Regions from separate parts of the Homo sapiens genome. Here regions 2, 3, 4, 5, 6 and 7 are each linked to region 1. A link is a contact called in ENCODE POLR2A ChIA-PET data. All regions are on one chromosome and are shown on one strand. The core of a region is the stretch at or near the end of the contact, and the rest is flanking DNA. Distances in the headings are between cores, read along the strand shown.

Region 1 (3,780 bases), core at 879-3,378:
AAGCTGCAGTCTTAGATTTTTGCCCTTTTACTTGCAACCTAAGATGTAAAAACTGAACTTCGATCAAGAAATGTAATAACATTTTTAAGAGACTTAATGGGTGTGTTTCATTTTTAATATTGGAATGCAAAAGACTTTAAATAATTGATGACTGTTCTTTCATAAAAGATTTCTGTGGCTTATTTTGACATATGGTATCAACACCCCACGTGTTTTTTCTCTATTCTTTACCATTCCTTTAAAAATTTACACCCAGCATTCCTTATTTTAAAGGAATGACTATCTGTCATTATGATAGGTATCGAGTCAGGTTTAGAAGCCATTTAGGATCAGTAATTTTCTTTTCCGAGCATCATGTCTAACTTTGGAACGTGCATTCAATGAAACCCATGCCAGTCAAATGGAATTGAAAAGTATAGGGCACACTGGATTTGATTTTTGGTTAGAAGAGAGAGATAAAGGGTTGTCAAAAGGAGAAGGAGTCCTGAGATTTCCAATCTATTGTTTAAATGGTTACATTGTGGAAATATAGGAGACTCTAGGCTTGTTTTTCTAAGTTTCCACCCTTTGTTAGAAGCGGTTCAATCCTGTTTCGGACCAGTTCTGGGGGGTGGTGAGGAGGGGCGCTTGTTCTGCTCTCAGCAGATTGGTTACACGCGTCAGGTGGTGGCGATGACTTAATTCCTAGCCCAAGAAGAATATAATGTTAAAACTGGTTATGTAATTTTTGTGCCTCTCCTTTTTAATGCAGTATTTAGTTCAGATGTTGGCGATTTTTCAGAAAAAAAATTAGAGACATATTTTACCTTATTTTTTATATTAAAAACGTACATCCTGGAGAAGTGCTGATGACTAAGGCAAGTGAGAAATGAAGGATGCTTTGAGGGACAGTATTAATGCATTATTTTTGAAACTATTAAGGTGAACTCAGTTCTTTAGCAGGATTTTCGTAGTTAGATACAGGTACTTTGCATCCTGAAATAACTAATTAATCTCTCCAAGTGTTAACACTGATAGGAGATGCAAATGCCTAATGACAGCCTTGGTATTTGTTGAAAAGCAGATAGATGACTTTGTGTTTGTACCTTTCTGAATATTGCAGCCTTTTATGAAACGGATGAAAGAAAACAGATTTTTCCTCAAGGGGTTAAGACTTGCAGTGGGGAAAAGTAGAACAACGAGATGTGAGGACAAATATAATTTCATTAGTTGCACCATGATTTCGTGGTAAAGAAAACTAAATGCCCTGCACCCCCAACAAAATGCCCCCCAAACCCTGCAACGCGTAGACGAGCTCAGTCTGGAATAGTTTCAATGACTTGAAACTGGGAGCTCTCAAACTAGCCTGGTAACTGAGACCCCGCCCCGGGCGCCCGGGATAGGCGGAGCCAGGTTTGTTAGCCTGTTGCTAAGGCGATGGCAGGCGCTGATTGGATTGGGCGCGGGCGGGTGGGGAGAGTGAGCTCGCGCCGCGGCTGGGGCGAGGCTAGGAAACCGGCGTGCGCCGGTAAAGGTTCCTCCAGAGCGACCCCCACCCAGCCCGTACTCACGTTTGTTCCCGGGCTTCTGGGGGCGCCCAGCCCGTGTCAACATCATGTTCTGTCGCCCCTCTTTTGGGCCTCCTAAGGGCCATCGAAAGGAAACGACTTCAGGCTTTAACTGAGTAGAGGGCAGACGCTCCTGCCGGCCTTACAGGTGCTGGATGGCCATGGACCCAACTTTAGCAGAAAATCCTTTTCAGATGGAAGTTGGATGGGAAGGGTTGGCAGGACCCCCGTTAGCTATCTTCCGAGTGGGAGGTGTCAGGGGACTCCTGTGAACGCTTGTTTTCCCCTTAGCTGAAACAAAGCTTGTTCCCCGACCTCTCCAGTCGCCACACTGTCTACCTTGAGTTGACCTGAGGGGACAGAGCAAAGGCTGGCCCGAGGAAGAAGGAAAGTGATTCCAATATCGAAATGTTGGGGGAGGGGGGGGCTTCGACGGGTATCCTCTGCCCCCTCCCCCATCGTTTTCCGAAGCCTTCGGGCCCCCGCCTCCCCTTCGCCACCCCAATATCCCTTGCCGAAACTAAAGGTGTCAGAGTGGCCCGAGCCAGATGGAACCGGTCGCCGGCTGGGGCGTGTAAAGCGGAAGCGCCGCGGCTCGCTCGCCCCGCCCCCCGGCCAGCAGGCTAGGTTGCGCGGGCACGGGCGCGAGCGCCGCGCGACGTATGCCGTATGTATAGCGGGGCGCGCGGGCGGCAGCGGCGGCGGCGGCGGCGCGCGGGCAGGCCGGCTGGGATCTGCTCGCGCCGGTTTAGGCCGGTCCTCTCCTGCTCCGGTCTAGTTCTTGATTGACAGCCCGGCACTTGTTTACCACGGCGCGGCCGCCGCCGCTCGCTTCAATGAGACTGCTGAGCTGGCACAAAAAGGGAGCGAAGAGGGAAGAAAGGGAAAGGAAGGCGAACTTCGGGCGCCTTCGAGGGGAGCGAATTTAAATGGCCCCCAGCTCATCAGCTAGTTTTTGGTTCTGAAATCCGTTCAGGGGAATTTGCACAGGGGACGAGGAAAATTGTATGGAGACATAAGCGAATCACCATGATTTTTAAATGAAAGTATCGACGTATACATGCTTTTTTCCCCCTTTTTCTCGTTTAATATCAGGGAGGCATCACGTTTTTTGTGTATATCCAATACTTTGCTGAAGGAAAGTTAAATAATGTGCCAGTTTTTTCTACTCTGGGGGCTAATCGTAAAGGTTTCTACACCAAGAAAACTTTAAAAGATATTTCTGTAATTATTTAAAACGCTAAATAGGCACTTTAATGATCTAGAACCCCCTCCCATATTTTCGATTATATTTATTTTCATGCCACTTGAAAAAAAATAATTTCACCAAAAAAATTGGTTGTAAAATGAAAGGTCATCCCTTTTTTATAGAAACTGGAAACTATTAATAGTTAGACTTCATTTTTTTCAAGGATGTTGGAAAATATTGTTTCCTTATAAGCCGACACCACCTAAATGCGGTTCTTTGTAATTATCTAAGGTATAGTTTATGCAAGTTTTAGTCGTTGCTAGGACCAACTGAGTGTTGTGATCATTTTAGATCAATAAATAATTATTTTTAGTTCAATAAATAATTATTTTTAGTTATAAATCTGACATTAAAATCAATGTGTGGCTTTTTTTTTTTTTTTTTTTACTCCGTCTATTTGACAAGGTTTTCTAGTGGTTTTGGAGTATCTATTCTATTCACATCTGGTATTATTATTCCCTATAAACTGACATATTTTAAGAGGGTTGCATGAACAGTTTTTCTTTGATACATTATAGTCTTAATGTGATAAATTTAAGCAAACCGTTGGAGACAAAGGATAGCATTGTCTTACCATGATGTGAGACCCGAGCCTTTTGAGTATATATACTATTTTATAAACAGATGCTTTGCAGTTTGGGTCATTTTCCATTAGAAAAAATAAAAAGCCTGTGGGGTGTGAGTATTCATTATCCCCATTTTACAGATAAGGCAGCTGACGACAGGATTTTTATTTTGTCCAGAGGAAATGATGAAGTTAGAATTAGAACTCAGATCTCTCAGACTCCAAAGCTTGTTTTGTGGTCTTAATTGTTATGTAAGCATCTTTAAAGTTATGCCACCCTGCGGAGTATGTAAATGTTGAATAATAAATTCTTTGTTTTCTTTTTATGTTTGTTTTAGATGATGATAATTCCGAAGAAGGCTTCCACACTATTCATTCAGGAAGGCATGAATATGCATTCAGCTTCGAGCTTCCACAGA
Region 2 (3,780 bases), core at 949-3,448, about 60 Mb before region 1:
ACGTATGACTTGGTAGGGATGTAGGGCAGCCTTGCCAAGCCTTACATTACCACAATTTGCTTCAATTCACTTGTTCCTGATAAATGCACAAGTAATCAGTTAGAGCACCAGTTTGTGAAATAATCACGTAATTTTCATGTTCCTGCCCAAGTGATAACCATTTGCCTGAGGCCAAGAACTGTATTTTTTTAATATTTTAAGTAGAAACTAACGAAATTTTCCCTCAATAATGTGTAAGGTAATTTCATTCTATTTTGCCTCAAGCAGTAATAAAATTAGCTGGACTCAAGCTTAAACAGTTTAAATGTAGGTCATTCTAGTGTTTTTCCATTTGACAACTTAAATTGCTCAACTTTAAGTCTAAGTTAAAATGCTAATTCCATAGTTAACCAGTCTGTAAGGGCAAGTAACCGGAATCGCCACACCAGCAAAGTTCCAAGTAAATGTTACTTGGAACATTATTATAATACTGTTATAGAAACATGTTTATAGAAAGGGTTTCCAGAACACGATTATAGAAATCTTTATGTTTATAGAAGTGTTTCTATAACATAGAAGATTTATTTCACTAAGCCAAGGAGTATGTTGGCTTTTAAATAATCTAAAAGATGGTAACTACTAGAAAAATATAAGCTCCAGTCCCTGAAGAAAAGCATCTTGTTTCTGCATATACACAAGAACCCAGCAGAGTAAATGCTAAATAAACGGAGTGTACACAAACTTTCATCCACAGATCTCGACTGTCACAGTTGTTTTTTCCAACACATCTCCAACACCAGTAATTCATCCAGCATGACACGCTCCACAGAGGTCCAAATAGTATACTGTAACTGGGCGCCAACCTTTCTATTCCAATTCCGTATTTTAACCCACAGATGCTAGTGAGATCTTAAATTCGTCGCTTTGCACCTCATTCCCTTCAACTATAAAGTGAATCTTCTCAAGGTCTTTCTGCAAAAGTCTCCTCCAATTAAAAAAAAAGTAGAGAAAAAAAAATTCAACGTCTAAAACCGGAGCCTAACTTCCCGCTGGCGGGAATTTCCCATCAGCAATCTGAGATTCAAACCCGATGAGGAACACAGTCCATGTTCATTTGCACTTACTCATCGTTTTCCCTACTTTTTTCCAGAAGCTACGGTGGCGGCACATCTACCCAGGGCCTGTACAAGTACACGTAGAAAGGAAGCCCAAACCCTTTTCCTTTGTCACATTCCCACTTCCAACCCTTGTCTCCCTGGAAGCCCAGAACTAGCCCAAGTACAAATGCCGCTGCAGCCTTCTCGGCAGGTGGCCTTTTGAGGCTGATGCTGCCCCGAGGGACAAGTGCTCTGGGGGCAAAGACTAAAAACAGGCTTGGGAAGCGGGGAGCTCGGAGTCAGAGGGCCCGGCGTCAACAAATCCCCGCCCTTCCCGTGCGTGCCTGTGACCCCGCTCTCCAAACCCGTGCCTTGGGCCGCTAAGGAAGGAGGATAGCCGTACCCACCTCGCCAGCTCACTGCAAGAATCAAATGAAAGGCAGAAAAGTGGCTCCGCACAGTGCCGGACACACAGTGAGGGCGTGGAAAGAACATTGGTTGTTACTACCACTCCGTGCACTCGCTGCTCCCTCTTTGCTCTCTGCAAAACCGAAGGCGCTTCTGCGACGCGCGGACCGCAAGACTCCAATCAGACTTTAGTGCTGCCCCCACCCTAAACGAAAGCCTCCTTCTGGTCCGAACCGACTGGATCCCTTGGCCAGGGGAGGAAAAGGTGCCGCGGGCGCGTGGCGGAGAGGGTGGCGGGCGGGAAACGCTGGGCGCGGGACCCCTGGCCCCAGAGACCGCCCTGGGGCCCAGGCGGCGGCCGCGGCTTACTCCTGCCCCGCGAGGCCGTTGGACGCAGCACGCGCACGCGGCGGACACGGCCACGCGCCCCAGCCGGGACGGGAGCGGGAGCGAGGAGCCGCCGCGCGCCCGTCCGTCCGCCGCGCGCGCCTGCGGCCGTTGGGGTGGGGGTTGGGGTGGGGGACGCGACTGGCGCGGCCGCCGCGAGCGCCACTCAGACTTCTCCCTCTCACAAGTGCTGCGGCTCGGCTTAGTCCTCTGGCCTCCCTGCCCCGCCCACACCCCGGCGTACCTACGCGGCTGAGCTGGAGAGGAACTAGCTCTGCACCACAGCACCGAGGATAGTACAAACCCCTCACGCAACTGCGTCCGCACACACGCGTGCTCCGCCGCCGGTCTATATAACTGCCACTCACCCTAACTTGTTGCGGCCAGGTCGGGCGACGGGATGACCAATCCCGACCGCGTCCTCAGGGCTCTTCGAACAGTAATTGGGCACTGACTCGGGGATGAAGGCGTGGCTCTTGATTGGCTTTGACTCCTGCCTATGAGACTGTGAGGATCTCGTTTCCCTAGTAACAGATCGGCACTAAGAGAGACCAATAACCGAAAAGTACAATAGAAAGGCGAGTGAGCAGTTCTTTGACTGATACTCAAAGTAGCCAATAAATGTGTGGGGCTGCTCTTATTCGTTAACACGTCTTCCCCTGGGCGGAGATCCGTTTTCCATGCAGGAGCGGTTGCGCCACAAGGTGGGGCCCGTGTACTTTGGGGAAGTAAACCCCTAGCAACTAGGAGGCGGGCGTCCGAGAGGCCAAGACAGCCTGTGGCCAATCGCAACGCCGGAAGGAGCTGATAGACACGGAGGTTGCTCTGCTCGGAAGAGACCGAGCCCCAGGGCCGCCGTGCCCTCTGGGCGGTTGTGAGGCTGTGCAGCCTGCGGCTTCTGCCCTCTTTCTTTCCCTGACTGGTTGGGTCCGGCCTCCGAGGCCTGTACCCCGCCTTTTCCGCATAGGTTTGTACCTGGCGAACCAACTAGTAAAGTTTCCCGGGTTGTTTTCTTTTTATTACAACTTTTTTCTTACGTGCGGCGGCCAAGGGCCTTGCTGCTCTCACCATTACTCAGCACTGCTGCGGGGCAGAGGAAGGAGGGTCGTTCCTGCGCCGCCCGCAGGCTCCCGCCGGAAGGTCGCCGGTGGAAGGCCTGAGAGTGCGCCCTTCCGCCAGGCGCTTCTTGGCGGGCGCTGCGAGGCGGCCGCGGGCGTGTGGCGAGGCTCCCTTTGTGGCAGCTGAGGCACGGTGGTCCGCGCGTGCTCCAGTGGAGTGTGGGCCCTCGCACCACGTCCCGAGCTGCACCACTATTGTTCAGCCTCGAATTGCCGCGGGTGGGGGCTTATTCTCGTCGCTACGCCTTTAAAAGGCAACTCGTCCCCTCCTCCTGGCGTTTCAGGCACTGGCGGGGCTACAACTCAAGGCTGGCCGGCCCTATTTCTATGGAAATAGCTTTGGTTCCCAGCCGTCCGGCACAGACACGCCCCGGTTTGTTCTCGTTCCAGGCATGTGACCAGGGTCTCCCGCGGAGTTTTGCTGAGAATTTTGGAAATGAAGCATGTGGAGCGCCTATGTCGGGGGAGAGAGGCCGAGCTGAAGGAGCACGGGCGCCGGCCTCGGCCTCTGGGGAGCCGGGCCCGCTCGCCTCCCTGCGCGGGGCTAGCCCGAGCCTGGAACTCGGGAGGCCCAGGAGCGAAGTGAAAGCCCCTTCTGGTCCCCCAGGGCTCCACTCCCGCAGCAGCCCGGCTCCGTCGGCGTCAGTGGAGCCCCAGGCCTGGGTCCGAGATGAGCGAGACGCTGCTCTGGCTCGCGGTCGCCCGAGCGCTCCCAAAACCAGGGAACAGGCCCCAGGAGAGAAGCCCCTAGAAGTTTCCTGGAGCAGGGAGTCTCCTGTATCCTGTTAGCT
Region 3 (3,780 bases), core at 557-3,056, about 52 Mb before region 1:
GCGATCGCGAACCTTTGCCAAGATGGTGGCCGCGGGGACGGGCTGGCGACACTGTACCCTACCAAGATGGCGGCGGGCGGCTTCCGGGACGCGCTTCCCCAATCGTCTTCAAGATGTCAGAGCAGGGGGAGCCGCCGTCAGTCTGAGCGCGGCGGGAGGTGAGAGAGTGGCTGTGGCCGAGCGCCCGAGCAGGATTAGGTGGAGCTGCGGCAGCCCCCGCCCGTGTCAGGAGCTGGCAAGCGATGTCACCTGTGGGGGCGCAAAAGTTACCTCCCCAAACCCTAAACCCACACAGCACAACCTTTCCCAGAGTCACAAAAATCATAATCTGTGCCGCACAAGGTAGGAGGCTCGGTCCCGGCATCGTCCAAGCCTTCCCGACGCGGCGAGCTGGGGAAGGGAGCTGGGGCGGGGGCTTCCCGCACGGGCACCCCTCGCCCCACGGCCCTCTCCTTTCTCAGGACGGACCACGAGTTCCCTTCCCCTTGGACTGAGGGGGAAGCTCCTAACAGGAACATCTGTAGGGAGTTGAACGCTGGCATTTTAAAGCTGCCTGTATTTTGTTTTATTTGTAGGGGCAGGGGTCCTATGAACGTGATAGGGTGAGCAACGCACAGAGTCGAGGGCAGCAAATGTCAAGATTCGGGGGTGGGGCCTGCACCGGGAACTTGGACGCGGGCCCTGGCCGGGGTGGAAGAAGAGGTCAGGAGTTTCGGAAGGGGGGCTATATTTCGCCAGCAACTTACTATTTCGCCTGCAACTTGCTTTTAAGCCTGCCGCCCCCTGCTTTCCTTAATCATAATAATAAAAAAAAAGTGCAAAGAAATCCAGCTCGCTGGAGGTTTTGCATTTGGCGTGCAACTTCCTTCGAGTGTGAGCACATTGGGCGGGAGGGGTGGGGGTTGAACTTGGCAGGCGGCGCCTCCTTCTGCCGCCGCCGCCGCCTCGCAGACTCGGGGAAGAGGGTGGGGGACGGTCGGGGCGCGGGGGAGGGTGGGTTCTGCTTTGCAACTTCTCTCCCAGTGCGAGAGCGCGGCGGCGGCAGCTGAAGACCCGGCCGCCCAGATGATGCGGTGGTGGGGGACCTGCCGGCACGCGACTCCCCCCGGGCCCAAAGTACGTATGCGCCGACCCCCGCTATCCCGTCCCTTCCCTGAAGCCTCCCCAGAGGGCGTGTCAGGCCGCCCGGCCCCGAGCGCGGCCGAGACGCTGCGGCACCGTTTCCGTGCAACCCCGTAGCCCCTTTCGAAGTGACACACTTCACGCAACTCGGCCCGGCGGCGGCGGCGCGGGCCACTCACGCAGCTCAGCCGCGGGAGGCGCCCCGGCTCTTGTGGCCCGCCCGCTGTCACCCGCAGGGGCACTGGCGGCGCTTGCCGCCAAGGGGCAGAGCGAGCTCCCGAGTGGGTCTGGAGCCGCGGAGCTGGGCGGGGGCGGGAAGGAGGTAGCGAGAAAAGAAACTGGAGAAACTCGGTGGCCCTCTTAACGCCGCCCCAGAGAGACCAGGTCGGCCCCCGCCGCTGCCGCCGCCACCCTTTTTCCTGGGGAGTTGGGGGCGGGGGGCGAAGCGCGGCGCACCGGGCGGGGCGGCCACGCCAGGGGACGCGGGCGTGCAGGCGCCGTCGGGGCCGGGGTGGCGGGGCCCGCGCGGAGGGCGTGGGGGCAGGGACCGCGGGCGCCCCTGCAGTTGCCAAGCGTCACCAACAGGTTGCATCGTTCCCCGCGGCCGCCGCGCGGCCCCTCGGGCGGGGAGCGGCCGGGGGTGGAGTGGGAGCGCGTGTGTGCGAGTGTGTGCGCGCCGTGGCGCCGCCTCCACCCGCTCCCCGCTCGGTCCCGCTCGCTCGCCCAGGCCGGGCTGCCCTTTCGCGTGTCCGCGCTCTCTTCCCTCCGCCGCCGCCTCCTCCATTTTGCGAGCTCGTGTCTGTGACGGGAGCCCGAGTCACCGCCTGCCCGTCGGGGACGGATTCTGTGGGTGGAAGGAGACGCCGCAGCCGGAGCGGCCGAAGCAGCTGGGACCGGGACGGGGCACGCGCGCCCGGAACCTCGACCCGCGGAGCCCGGCGCGGGGCGGAGGGCTGGCTTGTCAGCTGGGCAATGGGAGACTTTCTTAAATAGGGGCTCTCCCCCCACCCATGGAGAAAGGGGCGGCTGTTTACTTCCTTTTTTTAGAAAAAAAAAATATATTTCCCTCCTGCTCCTTCTGCGTTCACAAGCTAAGTTGTTTATCTCGGCTGCGGCGGGAACTGCGGACGGTGGCGGGCGAGCGGCTCCTCTGCCAGAGGTAAGAAGCGAGGCGGGAGGGGGCCGGGGCGCGCTCGCTCCCCCGAGGTGCCGCTGGGACCGGAGACAACTCGGGGGCCGCCGCGGGAGCCTACAAACTTTTATTAGCCTCGGGGAGTGGGGGTGGGGGGCTGGCAAGGGCCGGGCGACGGTGACGAAAGGGCAGCGCGCGGGTGACAGCGCTGGCCTCTTCCTCTCCCTCCGCAGGCGTCCCCTGGCCGGGCCGAGGGGGAGGAACCTGACCTCGGACGGCGAGCGGAGCCCTGTCGAACTGCCGGGGGCTTCGAGCCTCTCATTCCTCGCGGGAATCCTGGCCTCTTTTCTCCCCCTAGTGTCCCCTTTCCCTCCAAGGGGGTCGCCCGACACCCGTTTTCGTGGTGAACGCTAAGCCGCGTCTGAATTTTACTCGCCCGAATATTTGCACGCCACCCCGGCGCGCCCGAGCGCGAGCCCGGGCTCCGGGGAGGCCCCGGCGGCGCCTGGCTTGAGGAGGGCGTGCGGGGCGCGTGAGGGTGCACACGCGGGGGGCTGACAGCCCGCAACTTGGAGACTGCGGCCGGGGCCGGCGTTATCTGTTAGAAGTGGGCGTGTCGGAGAGAGAACTCAACAGGTCTGGACGTACTTCTCTTTTAACCTCGCACTTTTTTCTCTTCTCCACCCCCGCCCCGCAAGGGCTTGCTCTTTAGCGTTTGTTGTTAATTCGCGCCTGAGGTTTCTAAGTGGCCCCTTTTAGAAAAAGACCCCCTGTAACCGTAATGGTTTTGTGCTGCGATTTTTACAAGTGCTAGTTTGACGTTTGGGGTTGCAGACTTGATAATTGCAACCTTGTAATACCACTTAAGACCCTCTGGCATGGTTCATTAGGGCCAATTAATGTGGCTGGGTTATTTGCAACTTAAACTGGGGGATAATGTCGCTTGAGGGAGCGTTTTCGTTTTAGGAAATATTGTTTTGGTTTCGGGTTTGAAGGCAGCTGTCAAAAAAGCGGCATGGAAATTCATTGGGCTCCATTCGATACCTCGTGTTTAGAGATCGTTATCGCCTCAGATAAACGGGGCAGAGAGGTGGGGAGATAAGCAGTTTACCCTCAAGATTTGTAGTGGCAAGTCCACACCCCTCTCTCTACCTTCATATTCACTTTTCAGTGAGGGCCAGTGACATTTATGCTGCCTAACGTCATCGCATAGGAAAAGTTACCTTTTATTGGACGGGATTTGACTATAGTGTCCCAAATGCGCTTCTCCGTCTTAGCCCATCTCTTAAAACACCCTGATTAACGATATACTAACAGTCTTACTCTCTTGAGAATAGGCTGAGAATTGGGATAGGTGAAGGTTTGGATAGGTGAAGGCAGAGAAAATTATTTTGAACATTTTACTGGATACAGTTGTACCTGAATTTATATGAATGTGATTTTACGGTTCTGTGTTTTTCCATTTTTCAGTACTTCGATATTTGTTTGGAAAGGAAAGAACTTAGAGATGTAATAGCATTTCATAT
Region 4 (3,780 bases), core at 595-3,094, about 48 Mb after region 1:
TAGACCCATAATTTTAAAAACAGGTTACCTTGAGAAACCTATTTTCGCTAAACAGAAAACATACCCACGCTGGATTTCCTTCCATTATAGAGGCAACTCCTAAGGCTGGTAAAGACCCCATTTTATTTTGGAGATTCTCAAAGGGGGTATGAGTGCTGCAATGGAATCTCTCATTCTCCCTTCAAGACCATTTGGGAAACTAGAAAAAAAATCAACACTTCCCAAATGACTCCTGTAAGGGACTTCTCAAAGCTTACCAACAAGAGGCTATCAACCAAACATTTTGAGACAATCTGTCCCCAACGACATCATCTTGCACTCAACAGGATGTAAGAAGTTAAAATGAGATGAACACCAGACTACGTGGAAGGCATGACTGACCAACCAGCCTTCTGCAGCACGCTGTGTGAGTGGACACTGACAAGTGCAATCTGGTCCCAGTGCACACACTCTGCAGACTTTGGTAGGGAGACCATAGAGGATGGGTTAAAAAAAAAAAAAAAAAAAAAAAGGCGGGTGTCCGAAGGACAGAAAAAAACTGAAGCCAAAAATTCGCTCCTCTGCCCACTGCCCTACCCACCGTCGACAATTAGGGTGATGTCAGTAAACCGGTCCTGCTCTCGCTGTTCATTCAATCGGTCGAGGATCATTTTATGATGTTCAGGGAACTCCTGAAGGCATTCCATCGTCTCTTCAGCCTCCATGGCCGTCGGGCTGCTCTACAAAAGAAGAGCATGATAATGTACACCCATGAGCTCGAGCCGAGGAACAAAACCCCTAAAGCATAAAACAACAACAAAAAAAACCAGCAACGTGAAAAGAAGGGGGGAGGGTGAAGCAAGAGGAGAGAAAGGCGAGGGAAGAAAGGCGAGCCGAGCGGCCCCGGAGCGTTGAGACCGGAGCCGCGGCCGCGGGACTCCGAGCCTGACCTAATTGGAGTCGGGAGACGCGAGCTAGAGCGGGGTGGGCACAGCGCCGGAGGTTCCGAGCGCCAGGGCGCGCAAGTCCAACAAGGGAGGGGACTCGACAGCCGTGGCGGTCCTCTAACGGCCCGCCAAGCCCTTCTGCCCGGCCGGGGCTCCCACCGCCCCGGGACCCGGTCCGGCCCGCGACCCACAACGACTCTCGGGTCGCCTCTCCCTCCCCCGCCCTCCCTCTTCTCCCCCGCCCCGACCGGGCCGGCACTCACTGAGGGAAGGAGGAGCGGCCCAGGCTTGCGCGTCACTTACGTCGACGCACACCGTCACCGCGTCGAGCTCCGGCTGACGCGGACGCCTTCCGGGCGCCGACCAGCAAGGGAACGGGCCACGCCCCTACCCACACCCCTCAGTGGATGGGCGGGGCCGAGCGCGGGGATTTGGCGCTCACGAAGGGCGAGGGCTTGCTCTCTGAGAAGAAACCGGGCAGCGGTGGGCTTGGGCTACTGCAGAGCCTGGCAGGGCCAGAAGCTGGGAACCTAAGTCATTGCCCTTCAACCTCTCACCCTCCCCAGCTTGACTCCAGGGGCGGACACTTCCCGACCCGAGCCCGGAATGAACTCGCCAACCGTCCTCACAGCCCAGCTACTGCGCGGCCCCTCCCGCCCCGTCCTGCCCCGCCCCCTTCCTTCCGAGACCTGGGTTGGCCCGCCTTACCTAGCTCGTGGGTCGCCCTCCTTCCTCTCCGTCCCTCAGAGCCTCTTGTTCCGTGCTTTCCCCTCCCAGGGCATAATGCGCCCCACGCCTTTCCTGACCCCTAACCCGTGGGTCGCCCTCCATTTTCTTCGTGAGAGCCGGGGCTCCCCTTCTGCTCGGGCCCCGCTGGCGCACGTGCGTTCGGTTGGGCACCCGGGCGGCCGCGGCCCCGGCAGCGGCAGCTACGGGCGCGAGCACGTTCGGGCCGCCCGGAATCTTCCTCCGCGAAGCGCGCCCTCCCCGCGCCCTGCCGCAGCACGTGCTTGCTGGGCTCAGGACCTGGAGCTGCTCAGAATTATTTACACCGGATCCCGTTAGTGCAGGCCTTCCCCACTCCTTTAAAGAGTCCAGGCCGGCGCGGTGGCTCATGCCTGTAATCCCAACACTTTGAGAGGCCTGGGCGGGTGGAGCACATGAGGTCAGGAGTTCGAAACCAGCCTGGGCAACATGGCGAAACCCCGTCTCTACTAAAAATACAAAAATTAGCCGGGAATGGTGGTGGGCGCCTGTAATCCCAGCTATTCGGGAGGCTGAGGCAGGAGAATAGCTTGAAGCGGGGAGGTGGAGGTTGTAGTGAGCTGAGGTAGTGCCACTGCATTCCAGCCTGGGCGACAGAGCGAGACAACGTCTCAAAAAAAAAAAAAAGTCCAGTGACCCACAGTCAGCTGCATGTGACTGCTTCCTTAATTCCTCCAAAGAAATATTATATATAAATACATTTTGAGGATAATTCTATAATTGAGATTTACTTATTTTTTTCTCTCAAAGAACTTGAGAATTGGGATTACGGAGGAACTCAAATAGCTATATGGTAATAATGTCATCATAACTTCAACAGATATGTATTGAGAATCCTAGTACTAGACACTGAGAAGTCCAGCTGTGAACAAGGTATATGTGGTTTCTGCCTTTCTGAATCTTAAGTCTAGTAGACTGCATAGATATTTTGAACAGTAATTGCCTAGGTGCTTGCTGATGAGTTTTGCAACACCTGAAGAACGAAGTAACTGGGTGTCAAGGAAAGCCAGTTGACCTGTAAGAAGAGATGTGGGCGGGCGCGGTGGCTCACGCTTGTAATCCCAGCACTTTGGGAGGCCGAGTTGGGGAGGAGGAGTTCAGCCCAGGAGTTTGAGGCCAGCCTGGGCACATAGCGAGACCCCATCTGTATTAAAACAAAAAATGTTTTTAAGTGATGTGAAGTCTAAGTGTTCTTAGCCAAAAGTATAGCACATGCAAAGGCACCAAGATTATAGCATTCAGGAAACTGAAACAATGTTGCTGGATAGACGCACAAGGGTGCCTTATAAAAAGTGTTGAAGATGTCAGATTTTCTTTTTGCAAGGGGAAGCCTTGCCGCATGGTGACATCCTAAGATGTACTTTTTAAAGAGATAATTCTAGCCCCAATATGGAGAACAGATTAAATGGGACAAGCTGCTAGGAATAGAGATCAACTGGGAGACTGTTAGTAATGTAGATGAAACCATGGGGGAAAATGGAATTAGAGAGCTGGTCAGAATCTAGAGATAGGCTGGGCGCAGTGGTTCAGGCCTGTAATCCCATCACTTTGGGAGGCCCAGTCGGGGAGGATCGCTGGAACCCAGGTGTTCAAGACCAGCCTGGGTGACATGGTGAAACATCGTCTCTACAAAATACAAAAAAATTAGTGATGGTGTGCACCTATTGTTTCAGCTACTTGGAAGACTGGGGTGGGAGGATCACTTGAGCTCAGGGAGGTTGAGGCTGCAGTGAGCTAAGATGGTGCCACTTCACTCCAGCCTGGGCAACAGAGTGAGACCCTGTCTCAAAAAAAAAAAAAAAAATCTAGAGATAGAACCAACATTGGCTGTAAAGCATGCCATAGATACTAAATAAATATTGCTGGATATATTGGTGACAAGGGAGAAAGAATAGTCAAAGATGGCTCCTGGATTTCTGGCTTGAGCCAGTAGATTGTTGGCACCATCTACCAAAATAGGAAATACAACTGGCGGAGCTGGATGGGGAGAGAGGATGGAACCAGAGGTGTTATTATAAGGAGATAATGTTAGAGGCCCTTGGATATATGGGCCTACATATAGTTTAGGGAAGAAGACTAACCGTAGAGA
Region 5 (3,780 bases), core at 359-2,858, about 36 Mb after region 1:
TTTTTTTCACCCTGACATGCAAATTAAACATCTCTTTTGACTTCCTTTCCCTTGTTTTCCTTAATTAATGAAGGCCTGTCCATTTTTTCCTTAACATGTTCGTACCTTTCCATTCCTCTGCCACTGCCTGAGTTGAGGTTCTTTTCATCTTTACAACCAGATAACTAACATAATTTCCTAATTTACTTTCTCACTGTCTATCTTCTTTCCCTATACTATTATAGTACTCTGCCAACCACTGCCAAATTAATTTTCCTAAACTATCATTCTACTTATCCAATCACCTTGTTCAACAGGGTTTTAAAAATGAAATCAAAACTCCTCTGCTTGATATTCAAGGCCCCTCATGTTCTCAAATCAATGTATATTCCCAGTCTTATCTCTTGTAGTCCCTAAATGAAACAGTTCCTCTTGCTCAATTTATGCTCCTAAAAACAAACAAACTTGGCACCATTAACAACACAATTTCCTTAACTCAGAATATTCTCTTGTATATAAATAAGCCTTCCTGAAAGTCAGAAATAGGATCTCCCTTTCTTGAACTTTTATAACACTTAATTGTATATATCATTCATTTTAAGTTAACGACCTCCTCACCTATACTGTAACTCTTTAATGGGTACCTGTTCTCTTTCCCTACACCGAAAATTCCTTGAGAGCAAAATCATGTCTAATTTAATTTCAAGCATCTATTGGGTATCTGGCCCCACAATGCCAAGAGTATATTTTGTTGATTGTTAATTAATCATCTTACTTTATTTAATACAAGTAATAGCTTTTCCTTGTTCTACTATAAACAGATCTGTACACTTTCTGGTGGCTGTATGCACCAGTCTAAACATATGGGTAGGGTCCAGTAATTTTTAAATTTTTTCTCAATAAACTCACGATAGCTACCATTTATTAGTGATAGCTAGCTAACCACTGTTAGGCACTTTACACGTGTATCTCATTGAATCCTCATATCCACCAGTGGTAGGCACTATTATCTCCATTTTACGGAAGAGAAAACTACTACATCTTGGAGATTAAATGTCTCTCCCTTCTCATGTTATTATCTGCCCTTTCCCCTCCAAATCAATTCATATCATTTTTTCTAAACCTTTTCACCTTTTACTCAACTAATCATTCGTTTTGTTTATTAACGACTATGTGCCAGGTGTTGTGCTGATGCAGGAGACAACCGCGAAGATGGGGACAGAATCAGTAACATCGACGTAAGGGAATTGAAGCAGAAGATCACGCTGCCTGCAGACACCAGGAAACGCCAAGACCCCCCTTCCACGAACCAACATTCTTCCACCCTCTCCAACTTTTTTCTGGAACCCCTTCACTTCCAACGCCACTCAATGTACACTTCACTTTCTCGTGCTCTTCCTAAGAGAGTAGTGTTTTCTTCCTCCCCACCGAGAAAAAAAATAAAAGCAACAACTGGAACTTCTTCCTTACCCTGCCTTGTCTGCAGACCCTGGAGGCCCCTTCCATTTCCCCTTGTCCTTTTCCTTGTCTTTTTTGGTTCCCGCCGCAGTGGTCGAGTCGCCCTCGAACACGCTGAACAGCTCATCTCCGAATGCGTCCGCCATTTTTGGGAGCAGTGAGAGCAAATCTCCCTCCTACCCACGATGCCCCGCGACCGAAGACAGTGACGTCTCGTGAAGGCTCAACAGTGGCCCGCAGGAGACAAAAGTAGTCGAGTCGCGCAGCCGACAAAAATGTTCCCCTGACTTTTTTTTTTTTTCCTGCTTTTCTTTCCTTTCCTTTCCGACCTAAAGTGGATAAGCTGCTCAGTGGATAAAGAGCGAGGGCGGCGCGTGGCGCCTGGCGTGTGGCAGGCAGCTGGCGACTCAAGGAGGCGGAGCCTGCTGAATTCGACCAATTGCGAGGCAGCGGTCGCCCCGGCCCGAGAAGCCCGGATCGAAGCGCAGGGTGGCAGCCCCGGAGCCGGGGAATGTGAAGAGCTCTCGGCTGTGCAGTGGTACCGTCGGGGCCTGGGCCGCGAAGGATCTTCTGCCACAGCTGCAACATGGGCGGCAAGAACAAGAAACACAAGGCTCCAGCGGCCGCGGTGGTCCGGGCCGCCGTGTCTGCTTCCAGAGCCAAATCTGCCGAGGCTGGAATTGCCGGGGAGGCCCAAAGCAAGAAGCCAGTGTCCAGGCCGGCCACCGCTGCCGCTGCCGCTGCCGGCTCCAGGGAGCCCCGTGTCAAGCAAGGTACGAGAGGTCCCCCAGCCCCTGGCTGTCTGCCCTGAGACCTTGCTGCTTGTCCTGAGGAAAGGGCCTTAGAACCCGGGAGGAGCTTCGGGCCCAACATTTCTATTTCCCAACACTCGAGCTGCTACCTCCCCATGGGGTGGCCTTGTTTTAGATTAAAAAAGTCTAAGCTCTTTGGGCCTCCAAAATTCTGACAGTAGCCCTGTTGCAGCCTGGCATTTCTCTTTTAACTCACACTTCTCCCCCTTCTAAAAACAAAATAATTGCATTAGCTCCTGTTTCAGCAGGAATTCATCCTGAGCACCATCTCAGCTAGCTAGGCTAACGCAAAGACGAGTACTGAGTGGAGTTCCTGACCTCCTGGTGCCAGCCAGCCCCATTTTCTGTCAGTTTTTCATATCATTTTCAGCAACAATCTAGTGTCTCCATGCGTTCTGGAAAAATCAATACTTAATAAAAATTACAGGACTTACACACTGGTTACACACTGGTTACGTGTAATCTATTGTAAAATTGTCTGCCCTCGTTTCTGCCGCCATGCAGTTTTGCTTACTGTACAAATTGATTTGACAACTCAACTTATAGATGGCCGATTCCTGCTGCAGATGAGCAGGCCACATATTACGGTTGAGCTCAAAAGATGAACAATTACATTCTGTTGTGTTCTTCTCGGGTTGTTTGCTTGTACTTATTGGAGTATTCAAGAAATATTTGCTGAGCATTTATGTGTATATATGCAAATATTTAGTATGTGTCTGATAAGATGTGAGGAATGTGATGAGCAAAAAGAGACATCACCTCATGGAGCTTGCCAGTCTAATGTCAGAGATAGGTATTAACTAATAGGTAACGCACACAGACATATTTATAGCCTTATAATAGATAAGTGCCACAAAGAAAAGCCAGGGAAGACAGTTTAACAGGGTAATCTAATTTTTCTCGGGATGAGCAGGTATCATGGATGGTGTCTGGAAATGTAACAGTTAAGCTGAGATGAGGAGAATGAAAAAGGAGTTAACTCTGTGAAGCATGGCAGAAATTAGTATTCCAGGCGGGCGTAATGAACATCATGTGTAAAAAGTTTGAGTCAGGAAAGAGCTTGGGGCTCTTGAGGAATTCACAGAACATAAAGCATCGCCAAAGGATGAAATGAGATGAGACTGAAAAAGTAGGCAGGTACCAGACCTTTACCTAGAAGGTGGAAACAGTTCTTTGCCCTGCGATTTATTGTAGTGTTAGCTACAGAGTTAGCATACTTGTAATTACAAATACATAGAATTTCTCCCTGACAACTATGGCAGTTTTATTCTGTGGATCAGCCTCTTTTTTACTTTTCCTTTGTCTTTTACTGACATTCCTCTGAATTTGAACCGATAGTCATTTGTTGTATTCTTTGAATTCCCTTTCCTCCAGCCCCAAACTGTGACCCTTTCTCAAGGTGTCAATCCTTGACAGTATAGTTCACTCCTAAAGCCCTTCTAGGAGTGTTCATCTATTTCCATTACTTCTATCTTTTCCTTTGTAGATGGCCTCTCTTCCAAGCTCAAGTTGGCAATTTATACATTTTGCT
Region 6 (3,780 bases), core at 492-2,991, about 32 Mb before region 1:
TCTCTGTGGCCCAGGCTGGAGCGCTGTGGCATGATACCGGCTCACTGCAACCTCTGCCTCATGATTTCAAGCGATTCTCGTGCCTCAGCCTTCTCGTGCTTCAGCCTCCCAAGTAGCTGGGATTTCTGGCTTGCGCTACCACGTCTGGCTAATTTTTGTATTTTTAGTAGAGACGGAGTTCTGCTATGTTGGCCAGGTTGGTCTCGAACTCCTGACTCAAGTGATCCGCCCACCTCAGCCTCCCAAAGTGCTGGGATTACAGATGTGAGCCACTACCACACCTGGCCAAAAAGTCTTCATCTTTTAGAAGTACGTATCCAAAAAGATGAATTGATGTGATGTTGGGGATTTCTTTAAAAATAACACAACAGATGAAGATGATTGGTCTTAAGTTGATAATCGTTGAAGCTGGGGTCTGGGTAACTGGGGGTTCATTATATCATTCTGCTTTCTTTAAAGTATGTTTGACATCTTCCACAAAAATAATGCATTGTTCAATGATGAATCCAAAGTAGATCATTACTTTGATTTTACATTGAATAGTGCTTCATTTTAAGAATGCCTGTGATAGGACCTGAAAGGGCCTTAGAAGTAATTAGTCCAATCTCTACATATTCCTCCTTTTCTTTTGGGCAGAAAGCAAAGAAGGAAGAATAAAGAAGAGGAAGAAGAAAACAATAGTGATATTATATTATTTGCTCTCAAAATAACTTCTAAATTTCCAAAACAAGGAAGCAATAGAAGAAAAAGAAAACAGCGAGATATTATATTTGCTCTCAAAACAACTTCTCAATTTACAAAACCAGAAAGTAATAGGAGAAGCCGCACTTATGTCCACTACCTAGTGCTATCTCTGCAGCTTTATTTTATTATGATTTACTTTTGTTTTCCGAAGCAGAATTTTTCCCAAACTTAATAGTGTCCACGATCGCTCCAACCAATTCGGTTATTTAAGTTTCAAGCTAGATAACCTCCAAAAGAACTTTGCCTTTGACTTGAATACATGCTTCTTGCAATTTGAGTAGTGTTTAGGAGGCCGTTCCCTTTACAAGTCTTGAACCGTTTCTTAAATCTGAATTTGGGAGACGTTAAGGGGAAAGGGTCGGCAGACAGCACCTCAATGCCTTGTTTATTTTTGGTTTTGAGTTTGCTAATAACTTTGTCATCGGGGGTGGAAGAACCTTTATATTTCATTGCCCACGTGACAGTGTTTTTGTTTTAGGGGTAATTTCTAAGGGACAGGAAATTCTCGGGGAGTTTACGTCAGCTTTAACAAGTACAGTAATTACCGTATTGAAGCTACTTGTTTTCAAAGGTCGGAAATTTGAGGTGCCGCGTGAGCACGATTTAGGGACTTTAGAGTTTAGATTTAAGTCATTATTTTTTTGTGATTTAATTTTTTAAGCAGTGTTGACACTGGGTACGTCAACTAAGCTAGGTTTTTTTGTTTTTTTAATCCCCACTAATATAACTCTCAGGTTGTGGCTGAAGCATAAAGCAGGTAATACGCTACACTCACGCTCCTTAAAGGCTACGCAGCTTCAGGAAGCGTTTACAGCAGTAGTGCGCTTGCGCAGCTGGTCCCACACCAAGTCGCCCGCCTCTCCTCGTCCGGCTAGCAGAGGGCGCTGTGAGGTAATGAAGGCGTCCTCCTTAGGGCTCTGGAACAGAGCGTAAAAGGGCGGGAGGCGAAGCTCGCTGACGGGCGTTCTAGCCTTGACTGCTCTGTCTCTATCACCCGTTGTCCTCCAACCTCCCCTGGGCACTGGGCCTGCGGGCCTGGTTGCTAGGCGGAAGCTGGGCGCGGCGGCGGCCGCTGCGGCCGCCCGGGCGTTTGAAAAGCGGCTACGCAGGCGGCAAAAGGTCCTCGGGTGGCGGGCTTGTCTCTGCTTGCAGACTGGCAGGGCTGCAGCGTGGCTTTTTCCTTGAGTCGGGGCACAGTTAGGATCTGGGCTGGCGGCCCGAGGCAGAGGAGCCGGGCGCGCTGCAGCAGACGGCGGTGGGACCTGGCTGCGGAGCGGGGTCCGGGCATCAGGGACCGGGGGCGGGCAGTGGGGGTCCCGCCGGGGGTCCCGGATTACCCGCGACTCAACTGGACCTCACTTCCCCCCAGCCGCCTTCGCCCCCGGACCGCTCACCGCAACCATGGTCTCCAAATCCGACCAATTGCTCATCGTCGTGTCCATCCTAGAAGGTGAGCAGCCTGAGGCTTGCTTTTGCAACTGCTGCCTCCCGAGTTTTAAAAGCTTAGTGTGGGACCGAGGCCTTGTTAACCTTAAGAACCCTGTCATCTGTGCTTTTGTGGTCCCCACAGACTTGTTCAAAGTTGTACGTAGTGAGGTCTGTTAGGCAATTGATTTAAAAATCTCTCCAGGGATATGAGCGCTATTAGGGATAAGTGATATTTAGCGTGACTAGCCGTAGCCCCAGAGAATCTAGAGAAAACGATTTTCATCCAAAGCAGCACGTCGATGGCTTTTATATATGAGCTGAACGTGGTCCTGAGAAGCGCGTTCTGATCAGCGGTTCCCAATAATAGCACTTGTAAGAGCTTTGACTTGAATACAGGCTTCCTGCGATTCCAGAAGTGTTCCGGAGGCAATTCCCTTTACACGTCTTGCTGGAGGACTCAGGGGACTACAGTTCTTAAGAGGGTGTATTATACATTCCTTAAAAGGTGTGTTTTGGATGAATGACATTGGTTTATTGGGACTCATTGAGTGTCAGACACTGTGCTGGGAATGTAAGAATGAAACAGTCCTGATTCTAAAAAGCTAAGGATGTAGCAAGGAGAGTGTGTCAGCAAATAATTCATCAGGATGTGGAAGACCCTAATGAATGACCACCTCTGTCTAAGGAAACTGCGGAAGTTTCACTAGAGGAGGTGGCATTTTTTGGGGTCCTACAGATGATTAGGAATTTGTCAGGTGAAAAAAGGAAGGGCATTCCAGGCAAAGAGAAGAGCAGGGAGCACTTAAAGTATGGAAAAGCAAGACACGTTTTGCCTTGCTTAATTAAATTCACTCAGTAAACATTGGTTAAATTCAGTGTGGTTGGAGAACAGATTTGCAAGAAAGTGGAGGGCATAGGAGATAACAGGTGAATTGAGGACACTTTACGAATAGTATGTTAAGAAGGAGTCATCTTGAGCCAGAGCAGAAGCCTGGCTGCATTTTTTCCCCCATGGGAGAGTGTTTTATAAAGGCCTGGCACTGTGTGAGGGATGAGAGCAAAGGAAACATTGTAATCCTAATCTTTGAATTTTGGAACAAGAGACTGACCAGAAAAGCCATAAAGATTTGGAGCACTATTAACTGTTAGTTTACTTATTGTTTAAAAACATAGGACTGAAATAACCTTAAAATTTGGTTAACAACAGTTTTTAGACTTATAACTGACCATGCTATGAGGAAACAAATACCTCCATTCCCTCCAAGGATGTAGAGGTCTGTCCACGTGGGGAGATCACAGGACACAATATGTTGGGGTATAATATTTAAAATATGTGATATGTACTGTAAATATAGGTTTGAGGGTAGGGTGGGTGGGATGGCTGAAGTTCTTTAAATAATAAGTGAGCTTTAGATATGTGACAATAGAATTCTATGGACAACCCAGGCCAGTCTGACAACCCAGGACATAAATGCAATTCATTTGGGGAAGCTAGTTTTAGAGCAGCAGAAAATGAGGTCCTGAGAGAGGCCTGTTAGTGCTAATTGGGAGAGCTGTGCGATGTGTGTTAATATTCCTAATACAGAGTTTCAAGTGAGAGCCTCAGGC
Region 7 (3,780 bases), core at 888-3,387, about 30 Mb after region 1:
ATGCTACAATTTCAAGTACACTAACATGGGAGGGGGTCAGAAAATATGCCATTTGCAATCAGGAGAAAAAAATGGGAAGTTTCACTACAGCATTGTTCTTTTCAGTCTGGCTCAAACATTCCCATCGCTATGGCTGAAAAAGATCTGGACAGGGGAAAAAGAACATTTTAGGGGAGGGGGAACAGGAGACACTTTTAAACTAAGGTATTTGAGAAAACTCTCAGGATCTGTCAGAGAAAGGAAGGCTGTGCAGCTCTAAATCACAAGTCCTTCTCTCGCCTTTGTCAAATATATTCTACTTTACAAGCCCTGAAAAGAAAGAGACTCTTTTGTTTGGTTTCTCCTTTTCGGAGGGTGACAGAAAACTGAAAGGGGCACAAAAAAACCTGAAAATGAGAACAAAGTGCTGGGTCGTGCCGGGCTGCCGCGCCGCGGGGACGCGGGAGCGGCCGCCGAGCCCTCTGCCTCGCGCTCCTGCAGCCCGCTCGCCCCTTTGGCTGCGAGCGGCAAATCCGCAACTGCCGACCGCGGCTCGCCCGGGGCACCACGACCTGACCACACAGCGCAAACAAAACTCGGGCGGCGGGGCACAAGGGCTGCGCCGCGGCCCGCACAGGGGTGTCTGGAGGCAGCTTCAGAGAAAAGGGAAGCGCTAGCAGCTCCTCCTCAGGCTCGCGCCCTTTAATTAGTAAGCGTCCTACGGGCGAGATGTCCCTCCGGAGACGGAGTCCGGTCCGCCGCCACCTCTCCTCTGCGCCGCTTGGAGACTGAGGAGGCGCAAAGAAAACGACATTTAAACCCCGGGCGGCCAGTGGAGCTCGCCCGGGCCAGACGCCACAGCGACCCGGGAGCGCCGCGGCCGCTCGCCCGTCGGAGCCCTGGGAGGAGCGGCGGCCGAGCGGCTTTAAGTGTATTCCCCTCCCCTCAAATCGCGTGGGGCGGGGGCCAGAAAGAAAAAGGAGCGAGCGACAGGCAGTGGGAGAGGGGGGGAGCGCCGAGCGGCCGGGCCGCGGCCGGCATTGTCTGCGGCCCGCGCCCCCTCCCCCGCCCCGCACAGCCCCGCCACACACACCCTCGCCGGAGGCCGGCCGTCCGCCCGCGCCTTTGTCCACATCCACCCCCGAAACCGGCGAACAGCCCTCCAGGATGTGCTCCCCGGAGGAGGGCGGGTAGGGGAGCGCGGGCCGGGGGCGCGGAGCCCACGGAGGGGCGCGTCCTGCTGATTCATTTCCCACTCGCGCTGGCCCGTCCGGGGCGACGGGGGGCAGGGAAGGGAGGGAGGAAATGGGCGCTCCGCTCAGGAGGACCGTCCGGGCCAGTGAGGACACCCGCAGGGGTGCGGGCGCGCGCGGAACTAGGGGCTGTCCGCAGGAGAAAGGCGGGCACCCCCCCCCCACCCAGGGACTGACGGACGGACAGACGGCTCGCGGCTGCCCCGTGACTCACCGACTTGCAGGACGTTGTCTACGCAGCCGCTTTCCAACAGCGCGATGCCCCGGCGGAAAGGCAGCCGCGTCTCGTCGCCGCCGTCCGCCGCCCCGGCAGCCCCCACCGACGGGGCCCCGGCCCCCGCGGCGGCGGCGGCGGCGGCGGCGGCGGCGGCAGCGGCGGCGGCGGCCGAGGTTGCGGCCGCCGAGGTTGCGGCCGGGGAAGACGAGGAGCCGCCGCCGCCGCCGCCGCCCGCGCCGCCGCCGCCACCGCTGTCGTCGCCGGGGCCGCCCGCGGCGCCGCCGCCGGTGTTGAAGGACGAGTACATGCAGATCTCCCGCTCGCTGCGGGGGAAGGACCAATAGACTATGCGGCGCTGCACCGGCTCCGGGATGCGCTCAAAGCGCTCCTCCACGCGCTGGAACGGCCACTTCTCCGCCACCCTGCGCGCCGCGATGTCCAGCAGCGACTCGGGGCTCTGGGTCTTGCCCGGCGGCAGCAACCCCAGCGCCGCGCCGCCCCCGCACGCCGCCGCCGCCGCCGCGCCACCCGCCCGCGGGCCTGGCCGACAGGCAGAGCTGTAGCCGCCACCCGCGCCGCCGCCGCCGCCGCTGCTGCCCCCGCCGCCGCCGCCGCCGCCCGGCCGGCAGCAAAGCCGTTTCGCGGGAGGAGGCTGCTGTCCGCGCTCCGCCATGACCGCGCCGCTTCTAACCCGACAGCGGAAGTGCCGGGACCCTATAAACGGCACTAGGAAGCGCGACACGCACACGCCGTCGCGACGCCACGATGCCATCTAGGGCCCGCCGCTCCTTGTATGGGCACAAGAGGTGGGGCCTCCGCTGTGACGCAGAAGCTGGGGCGGGGCTCTGATAGGGGGAACCTAGGGCCGGGGGCGGGGCCTATGCAAATCGCTGGGCTGAAACATAAATAGAGCGCTTGGCGGACACGGGGGTGGCGGGGGCGGGCCGTTTTGGTGCCCGGTGGGTTGTGAGAATGTCAGGCTGCTGTGACGCGGGGGAGGGCGGGGTCAGGCGGGGTTCCCGTGGGAGGGGGCGGGCCGCCGGGCCGGGCCTGAGGTGGGTGGGTCTCTGCGCCCCCTGCCTACCCCACTTCCCCCTCCAGTTCTCAGCTTCTCTTTGAAGTCCGAGAAGTGAGGATGCGCCTCGTGGGTCGCAGCGGGGGAGGAAAGGGGAGAAGAGGGGGTGAGCGAAGGGGAGGGTTCTGAGCTAAATGGAGGGCGGGGCCCACGGGCCGATGCCCCACCCCCCCCGTCCCCCTGCCCTTCGGGGGAAAAGCCTCTGGGCGGAGGAGGCGCTTTCAAAACAAAGAAATGCGGCATGGACCCCGGGGGACGCGGGTGGAGAGGAAGGCGGAGGAGGCGCGGCCAAACCCGAGCGCCTGCCAGCTTCCCCTCCAGCCGGTCCAGGGGAGCTCTCCCCACCACCCGCCGAAGCTGCAGCGGGGAAGGGGGAGGATGGCTGCGTTCGGCGGCGGCTTTCCACTTCACTTTTGCAGACCTGGTGTGGAAGGAGCGCGCCCGCTCTGCTAACCCCGCGTGGCTGCAGTGCGCCCATCCCCGAGCCCCGCGTCCGTTCTGTCTCGGCTGCAGGGCTGTGCCCGAAAACACGCAGAGCGCTCGGAACGTGCCCAGCAGCCGCGCGACCCGCGTCCGGTGCCGGCTGCCACCGTCCCGCCCTCGCTGCCTCAGCCCCTCGGGCCAGGAAACCGACCCGCCCGCTAGAAGTCGAGGAGCTCCGGCCGCCCTTGTCGCCCCCGCGGCCGCGCGGACAAGGCCCCGCTCCAGGCCGGGGTTTCTCCAGCTCGGGGTGGAACGCAGCCCGGGCTGTGGGGTTAGCAGACACACCTTTGTGAGTACACACGCCGCAGGGCGCGCGCAAGCCCCACGGGCTCGCGCACACATCGCCCAGCAGGCGGCAGACGGCGTGCCAGGCGGCGGACGGCGGCTTCGGGCGCACTTGGGTCTGCGGCCCGGCTCCCACCCCGGCACCCGGGTGCGCGGCGCCCGGCTGCGCGGAGTCCAGGCGCTCGGGACGCGCGCCGCGCTCTCAGTCGCCTTGGCGGCGCCCGCAGGGCCAGTCCCCTCGGGTCCGGGCAGTGTAGGGGTGGACCAGGGAGAGCGAGTGCAGAGTGCAGCTCGCTGGTGCCTGGACGCGGGCGAAGGCGGAGAAGCGAGTCCCTCTCTGAACCTGGAGCCCTGCGGACATTGTTCGCGCTCCACAGAGCTCGGTCAAATCTGCTTCCAAGCCGCAGACTTAATTACCGCGTCGGAGACAGGCTTCCTCCCAGCCCCACCTTCTGTTTTTACTGTAAACAGTGGTGCTGATCCGCTCC

Evidence for each region. ChIA-PET counts read pairs that join two places held with the same protein, here RNA polymerase II (POLR2A).
Region 2: POLR2A ChIA-PET joins it to region 1 with 11 read pairs in CD4-positive, alpha-beta T cell. The contact joins the promoter of G3BP1 here to the promoter of ARRDC3-AS1 in region 1. POLR2A ChIA-PET finds 5 or more read pairs at or near these places in 2 of 52 experiments (CD4-positive, alpha-beta T cell and naive thymus-derived CD8-positive, alpha-beta T cell).
Region 3: POLR2A ChIA-PET joins it to region 1 with 7 read pairs in CD4-positive, alpha-beta T cell. The contact joins the promoter of NR3C1 here to the promoter of ARRDC3-AS1 in region 1. POLR2A ChIA-PET finds 5 or more read pairs at or near these places in 3 of 52 experiments (CD4-positive, alpha-beta T cell, CD8-positive, alpha-beta memory T cell and naive thymus-derived CD4-positive, alpha-beta T cell).
Region 4: POLR2A ChIA-PET joins it to region 1 with 10 read pairs in CD4-positive, alpha-beta T cell. The contact joins the promoter of ZNF131 here to the promoter of ARRDC3-AS1 in region 1. POLR2A ChIA-PET finds 5 or more read pairs at or near these places in 3 of 52 experiments (CD4-positive, alpha-beta T cell, activated B cell and naive thymus-derived CD8-positive, alpha-beta T cell).
Region 5: POLR2A ChIA-PET joins it to region 1 with 10 read pairs in CD4-positive, alpha-beta T cell. The contact joins the promoter of MTREX here to the promoter of ARRDC3-AS1 in region 1. POLR2A ChIA-PET finds 5 or more read pairs at or near these places in 2 of 52 experiments (CD4-positive, alpha-beta T cell and activated B cell).
Region 6: POLR2A ChIA-PET joins it to region 1 with 6 read pairs in CD4-positive, alpha-beta T cell. The contact joins the promoter of CEP120 here to the promoter of ARRDC3-AS1 in region 1. POLR2A ChIA-PET finds 5 or more read pairs at or near these places in 5 of 52 experiments (CD4-positive, alpha-beta T cell, T-cell, activated B cell and 2 more).
Region 7: POLR2A ChIA-PET joins it to region 1 with 10 read pairs in CD4-positive, alpha-beta T cell. The contact joins the promoter of ZSWIM6 here to the promoter of ARRDC3-AS1 in region 1. POLR2A ChIA-PET finds 5 or more read pairs at or near these places in 4 of 52 experiments (CD4-positive, alpha-beta T cell, CD8-positive, alpha-beta T cell, CD8-positive, alpha-beta memory T cell and 1 more).

The regions. Positions count from the first base shown.
Region 1 is chr5:91,378,695-91,382,474 of GRCh38, reverse strand. ARRDC3-AS1 (ARRDC3 antisense RNA 1) reads right to left here and starts at 2,128. Exons shown (of 3, transcript NR_027435.1): 1 at 1,551-2,128. It overlaps ARRDC3 (arrestin domain containing 3), which reads left to right. Exons shown (of 8, transcript NM_020801.4): 2 at 3,700-3,780. RefSeq lists silencers at 1,397-1,466, 2,087-2,266.
Region 2 is chr5:151,770,372-151,774,151 of GRCh38, reverse strand. G3BP1 (G3BP stress granule assembly factor 1) reads right to left here and starts at 2,198. Exons shown (of 12, transcript NM_005754.3): 1 at 2,116-2,198. LOC100652758 (a long non-coding RNA gene) reads left to right here and starts at 1,976. Exons shown (of 2, transcript NR_132345.1): 1 at 1,976-2,449; 2 at 3,380-3,780. RefSeq lists silencers at 1,572-1,641, 1,692-2,021 and enhancers at 2,230-2,524, 2,782-3,011, 3,390-3,780.
Region 3 is chr5:143,401,712-143,405,491 of GRCh38, reverse strand. NR3C1 (nuclear receptor subfamily 3 group C member 1) reads left to right here and starts at 1,806. Exons shown (of 9, transcript NM_000176.3): 1 at 1,806-2,281. LOC128966704 reads left to right here. Exons shown (of 2, transcript XM_054328421.1): 1 at 1-158; 2 at 576-826. The coding sequence ends at 606. RefSeq lists enhancers at 1-137, 1-210, 611-750, 791-860, 138-905 and silencers at 911-2,180, 2,421-2,500, 2,711-2,810.
Region 4 is chr5:43,118,978-43,122,757 of GRCh38, reverse strand. ZNF131 (zinc finger protein 131) reads right to left here and starts at 1,844. Exons shown (of 7, transcript NM_001330707.2): 1 at 1,635-1,844; 2 at 581-719. The coding sequence starts at 704. RefSeq lists enhancers at 189-756, 757-1,325, 2,123-2,182 and silencers at 903-1,162, 1,593-1,942.
Region 5 is chr5:55,305,817-55,309,596 of GRCh38, reverse strand. MTREX (Mtr4 exosome RNA helicase) reads right to left here and starts at 1,608. Exons shown (of 27, transcript NM_015360.5): 1 at 1,450-1,608. The coding sequence starts at 1,583. It overlaps DHX29 (DExH-box helicase 29), which reads left to right and starts at 1,903. Exons shown (of 27, transcript NM_019030.4): 1 at 1,903-2,210. The coding sequence starts at 2,024. LOC124900979 (a long non-coding RNA gene) reads left to right here. Exons shown (of 2, transcript XR_007058774.1): 2 at 1,160-1,448. RefSeq lists enhancers at 1,355-1,834, 1,975-2,234.
Region 6 is chr5:123,421,364-123,425,143 of GRCh38, reverse strand. CEP120 (centrosomal protein 120) reads left to right here and starts at 1,741. Exons shown (of 20, transcript NM_001375405.1): 1 at 1,741-2,194. The coding sequence starts at 2,146. RefSeq lists a silencer at 2,041-2,200 and an enhancer at 1,530-2,475.
Region 7 is chr5:61,330,615-61,334,394 of GRCh38, reverse strand. It overlaps ZSWIM6 (zinc finger SWIM-type containing 6), which reads right to left and starts at 2,137. Exons shown (of 14, transcript NM_020928.2): 1 at 1,447-2,137. The coding sequence starts at 2,122. LOC105378994 (a long non-coding RNA gene) reads left to right here and starts at 2,179. Exons shown (of 2, transcript XR_007058781.1): 1 at 2,179-2,255. RefSeq lists silencers at 1,243-1,352, 2,133-2,272, 2,383-2,782, 2,993-3,062, 3,093-3,672 and 2 more and an enhancer at 3,477-3,780.